Regions from separate parts of the Homo sapiens genome. Here region 1 is linked to region 2. A link is a loop called in an ENCODE intact Hi-C map of the cell type or tissue named here. Cell type or tissue: endothelial cell of umbilical vein. All regions are shown on one strand.

Evidence for each region. Hi-C counts contacts between places; a loop is a spot of excess contacts. Peaks named below come from ENCODE experiments on the same cell type or tissue, not always from the same donor. Only the 100,000 strongest peaks of a DNase experiment are listed, where the experiment ranks them.
Region 1: a loop joins it to region 2, with 20 times the contacts of the local background. A loop is called at or near these places in 97 of 110 quality-filtered maps.

The regions. Positions count from the first base shown.
Region 1 is chr13:41,221,024-41,223,523 of GRCh38, reverse strand. MTRF1 (mitochondrial translation release factor 1) reads left to right here. Exons shown (of 10, transcript NM_004294.4): 9 at 170-268. All of the region lies in intron 3 of KBTBD6-DT (KBTBD6 divergent transcript), which reads right to left. Among named protein-coding and RNA genes, the nearest start is that of KBTBD7, 28 kb to the right of the region's middle. RefSeq lists a silencer at 1,125-1,174. In endothelial cell of umbilical vein, a CTCF peak has its summit at 1,082 (motif pointing right); a DNase peak (open chromatin) is centred at 1,093.
Region 2 is chr13:41,073,897-41,076,396 of GRCh38, reverse strand. It overlaps WBP4 (WW domain binding protein 4), which reads right to left. Exons shown (of 10, transcript NM_007187.5): 8 at 160-353. Among named protein-coding and RNA genes, the nearest start is that of WBP4, 14 kb to the right of the region's middle. In endothelial cell of umbilical vein, a CTCF peak has its summit at 1,137 (motif pointing left); a DNase peak (open chromatin) is centred at 1,136; H3K27ac peaks cover 551 bases.

The sequences.
Region 1 (2,500 bases), 150 kb before region 2:
CTGTAGTATTAAACATTAAGTTCTGCCCATTCTTTTTCTTTGTCATTTTGTATATATGTCTTTTAGAAAGTATCTAAATTGTTGAAATGGTCATTTGCCAAGTGCTTTTTCCATTGTAATGAAGACATTTATAAAGGTAAAATATAAATTGCTTTTTGTTATGGCACAGGTGGGAACAAGAGCCCAGTCAGAGCGAATTCGGACATATAATTTCACCCAGGATAGAGTCAGTGACCACAGGATAGCATATGAAGTTCGTGATATTAAGGTAATACTACTGAGTATGCTTTGCCTACCTTTGATTTCAGAAGAAAATATAGTCAAATTCTAGAACATATATGTAGATATTACCAAGTATATCTAAAATATTACCAAGTAATTTAAATCATTAAGCCACCCTAAAATTTACAAACACTTTTATTAGTTTGCTGGTTAAAAAAATAATGATCTTTATGCCATTTTGAAACAATGGTCTTTTCTAAATTCCAAATTCTTCGTTATGCAATCACAATGCATGAACGTATATTCAGTCTGCATATATACATGGGTATTGGTTTTCTATTGACAGGTAACAAATTACCACGAATATAGCAACTTAAAGCAGTACCCATGATTAAAGTATTATCTCATGATTTCTGTAGGTCAGAAATCTAGGGACAACTGAGCTTAGTTATCTTCTCAGGATCTCACAAGGCTGAAATCAAGGCATGGCCAGGCTCCATACTCTTCTGGAGCTTGGGGTCCTCTTCCAAGTTTATGTGGTTGCCAGCAGAATGCCATTGCCTTCGATTGTAGGACTGAAGCCCCCATTCCCTTGCTGACAGTCAGCTGGAGGCTGCTTTTCAGCGCGTAAATACTGTTGGAAGTTGTTTCCCAGTGGCTACCTCCAGAGACTCTCTCCCACTTTGAATCTCTTCTTGCAGGAATGACTCGGGCCTTTTTAAGGGCTCACCTGTTTAGGTCAAGCTCACCTGGATAATGTTCCTTTTGATTAACTCAAAGTCAGCTGCTTAGTCACCTAGGCACTAGAATGATACTCCATCATTTTCACAGGTCCTGTCTGCACTGAGAGGGAGTTATTCACAGTGTGTACACCAGGGGGCATCTTAGAATTCTCCCTACCACAATGTGTCTTCATTAGATTGAGGTGTTACAGTTAGGCTGTTGGGGAAAAGACTCGGTCAAGATTGTTTGAACATTAACCTATCTAAATCGCATCCAGCAAAGACCACTGACATAAATATATAAATATATTAATGATGAAGCACAGAAAAATGTCTTTTTTGTTGCCACTGAAGGAGAAAGTGAACTGGTCCCATAAAGGACTATGTGGAAAAGGCAGCAGACAGAAATCTTTGATGTTTTTCCTTGGTGCCATGTGATACCTAAGGCTTCTTTCACTTGACTCTGTCCCATCCTATTCTCAAAATTAAAGTCCTAGTTTTACAAGGGAAATATACCTTGTAAAAAAGTCCTAGTTATACAAGGTTAATATGTTTGTCAATTTCTGTATGTCTTATGCCACATCCTCTGTCTCCTCAGCAGGATAAGGCTATCTTGCTTAGGAACATAGCCATGTTGAAAAGGAGGAAAATATTTGCTAATTTCCCTTTCCTCCGGAAACACACAGTATTAACGAAACGTGTTTGGCCATATTGTTCTAATTACACTATGTTCTTTCAGTTGTTTTTCTAGTAGTGACAATTTTTTCGGAGACAGCCACATTCTTATGACCAGTAATATCTTTTAGATGGGACCATAGGTGCATAGTATAGTATTCGGTTGTGAAACAAAGGGAAGGTAACTAACTGGCTTCTGTAGTTATAAAATATCTGACTTTGGCCTAAATAATAATATATCACTAACCAAACTAGCATGCCAGACTCAGAAGTAATAAGGAAAATAACACTGGTAAGCTCTAATAATCACTAACTAGTCTACTGGAAGAAGACATTCCATAGTAGTGAAAGGAACAAAGTTTGAAAACAGCATGAAAAAAGGTAGCTGTAGTAAAACATTAAAATCTGTGTGAAGGACAGTAAAGAGACTAGTAAGAGTGAATAATTGGCTGGGCACGGTGGCTCACGCCTGTAATCCCCGCACTTTGGGAGGCCGAGGTGGGCAGATCACGAGGTCAGGAATCGAGACCATCCTGGCTAACACGGTGAAACCCCATCTCTACTAAAAATACAAAAAAAAATTAGCCGGGCATGGTGGTGGGCACCTGTAGTCCCAGCTACTGGGGAGGTTGAGGCAGGAGAATGGCATGAACCCGGGAGGTGGAACTTGTAGTGAGCCAAGATCGCACCACCGCACTCCAGCCTGGGCGACAGAGCAAGACTCTGTCTCAGAAAAAAAAAAAAAAAAGAGTGAATAACTTAGGAACCAAATCATAGATGAAGCTGGAAAAGTGATAAGGATCTTAACCCCAGGGCAACAGCTGTTGGACAAATGGAAGGGGTAGATAGGAAAGAATGTGAGCGTTTTTGGAACTTTTTGC
Region 2 (2,500 bases):
TGAGGCAGGAGAATTGCTTGAACCCGGAAGGTGGAGGTTACAGTGAGCCAAGACAGTGCCACTGTACTCCAGCCTGGGGACAGAACAAGACTCCATCTCAAAAAAAAAAAAAAAAAAAAAAAAAAAATTTGATGTGAAGAGTAAAATTTAAAAACCTACCTTAAACTTTATTTTTGGCTTTTCTGTCTCTGTAGAGACCCCTCCTTCTTCTGCTTCCTGTTCCCCATCAGAATCACTATGCGAATCTGATGATTTGGATTCATCTAGGGTGCCAAGTGAATTTTCATTGACCTTACTAGAAGGCAGATCACTAGTGTGTGGAATGAAATCATCAGGTTTCTCCCATCTGGATTCTGCTCAACACATTTTAAAGTCATGTTATTTAGTTATTAATTCTATTCAGATGTAATTTCAACATAACATTTATCACTTACAATTATTAAATGACAATACTGTATGTATTTCATACTATCTCTTGATCAAGAAGATAACAGAGTTCTCAAACCTCTTGCTCTTGTATCTTTCAGAAATTGATTTCAAACAGCCCGGATTTACTAGATGTGTAAACTATAACTCCAATGGAATGAGAGACCTAAGAACTGGGTGATATTTCTAACGGTTCACAATTTATCTGACACCAATTTCAGGAAACGTATTGATAATGAGCAAACAAGAGATTTCCTGAAACTTGCTTATCACAGAGATTTCCTTTCCTGGCCCCAGTGTGCTGGCTTATGCTTGTAATTCCAACACTTTGAAAAGGCGAGGTAGGAGGATTGCTTGAACTCAGGAGTGTGAGACCAGCCCGGGCAACATAGCGAGAACCTGTCTCTACAAACAATTAAAAAGTTAGCAGGCATCATGCCATATTCCTGCAGTACCCACTACTCAGGAGGCTGAGGCGGGAAGACTGCTTGAGCCCAGGAAATAGAGGCTGCAGTGAATCATGATTGTGCCACTGCACTCCAGTCTGGGGGACAGAGCAAGACCTTGTCTCAATTTAAAAAAAGAAAAAATTCCTAAGATTTTCATGGAGTGAAATTACATTGTGAAGCACTAAGTGAATATTAAATTCTCATTTTTATTATGGTGGTTTGGTGGGTGGGGGGGCAGCAATGGGAATCTCAATTGACTGAACTCTACTGCCATCCAGTGGTTCATTGGGCTTTTAGTAAAACAATAATATTTCTAATTACCTTGTAATTAATTCCCTACTTTCAACTGGGAGAGTTTTAAGAGTGAAAGGGGCTGCCGTTAGTAATTATTCTGGTCCAGGAATAAACCAAAATCATTCAAGGCAAACCAATATATACAGCACCTTAATTAATACAGAGTTCTTGGCAGGATTAATGAAAAAACATTACTTTTCCTAATCCACATTTCACACAAGTTAACAATAGAACTTTCAAGAATTTATTTATTTTATTTTTATTTATTTATTTGGCGTGATCTCAGCTCACTGTAACCTCCACCTCCCCGGTTCAAGCGATTCTCCTGCTTCAGCCTCCCGAGTAACTGGGACCACAGGCAAGCGCCACCACGCCCAGCTAGGTTTTGTATTTTTAGTAGAGACAGGATTTCACCACGTTGCCCAGGCTGGTCACGAGCTCCTGACCTCAAGTGATCCGCCTGCCTCAACTTCCCAAAGTTCTAGGACTACAGGTGTGAACCACCACGCCAGTTCAGGGAGTAATTTATTTAGCACCTACTATGTGCCAAGCACTGTTATTGGAACTTTATGACATATGACATTCATGACCTTACAGAGCATGCATGTTTATTCTATTTCACTGAAGAGTGACTATAGGCTCAGTAACACCCACAGTCACATTGCTGGTAAGGAAAGAAGCTGTGCATTGAACTCAGATCTGTCTAACTCTAAAGCTATATTATATCACTATACTATTTTATATGTATAAAAATCCCAACCTTCAATTGTACTGGAATATAAACATTGCTATAACTGGGCAGGCTAAATATCTACTTGGAGGTTAAAAGGGCCTTTTCTTCCTAAAAGATTTAATGCTATGCAATGAGCTAATGATAACAGGAATTAAAAAAACAAAAACAAGCCTCTCCTAAAGTTACATTAATGTTATAGCTGTTCTGATAAATTCAACTGTTTATGATGTTAAATTAGATGAAACATTAATTTGAAAGTTTTAGGGCCGGGCGCGGTGGCTCACGCCTGTAATCCCAGCACTTTGGGAGGCCGAGGCGGGCGGATCACGAGGTCAGGAGATCGAGACCATCCTGACTAACATGGTGAAACCCCGTCTCTACTAAAAATACAAAAAATTAGCCTGGCGAAGTGGCTGGTGCCTGTAGTCCCAGCTACTTGGGAGGCTGAGGCAGGAGAATGGCATGAACCCCAGGGGGCAGAGCCTGCAGTGAGCCGAGATTGTGCCACTGCACTCCAGCCTGGACGATAGCAAGACTCCGTCTCAAAAAAAAAAAAAAAGTTTTAGATAACAATTAGTATTTATGCATGCTTCGTAAG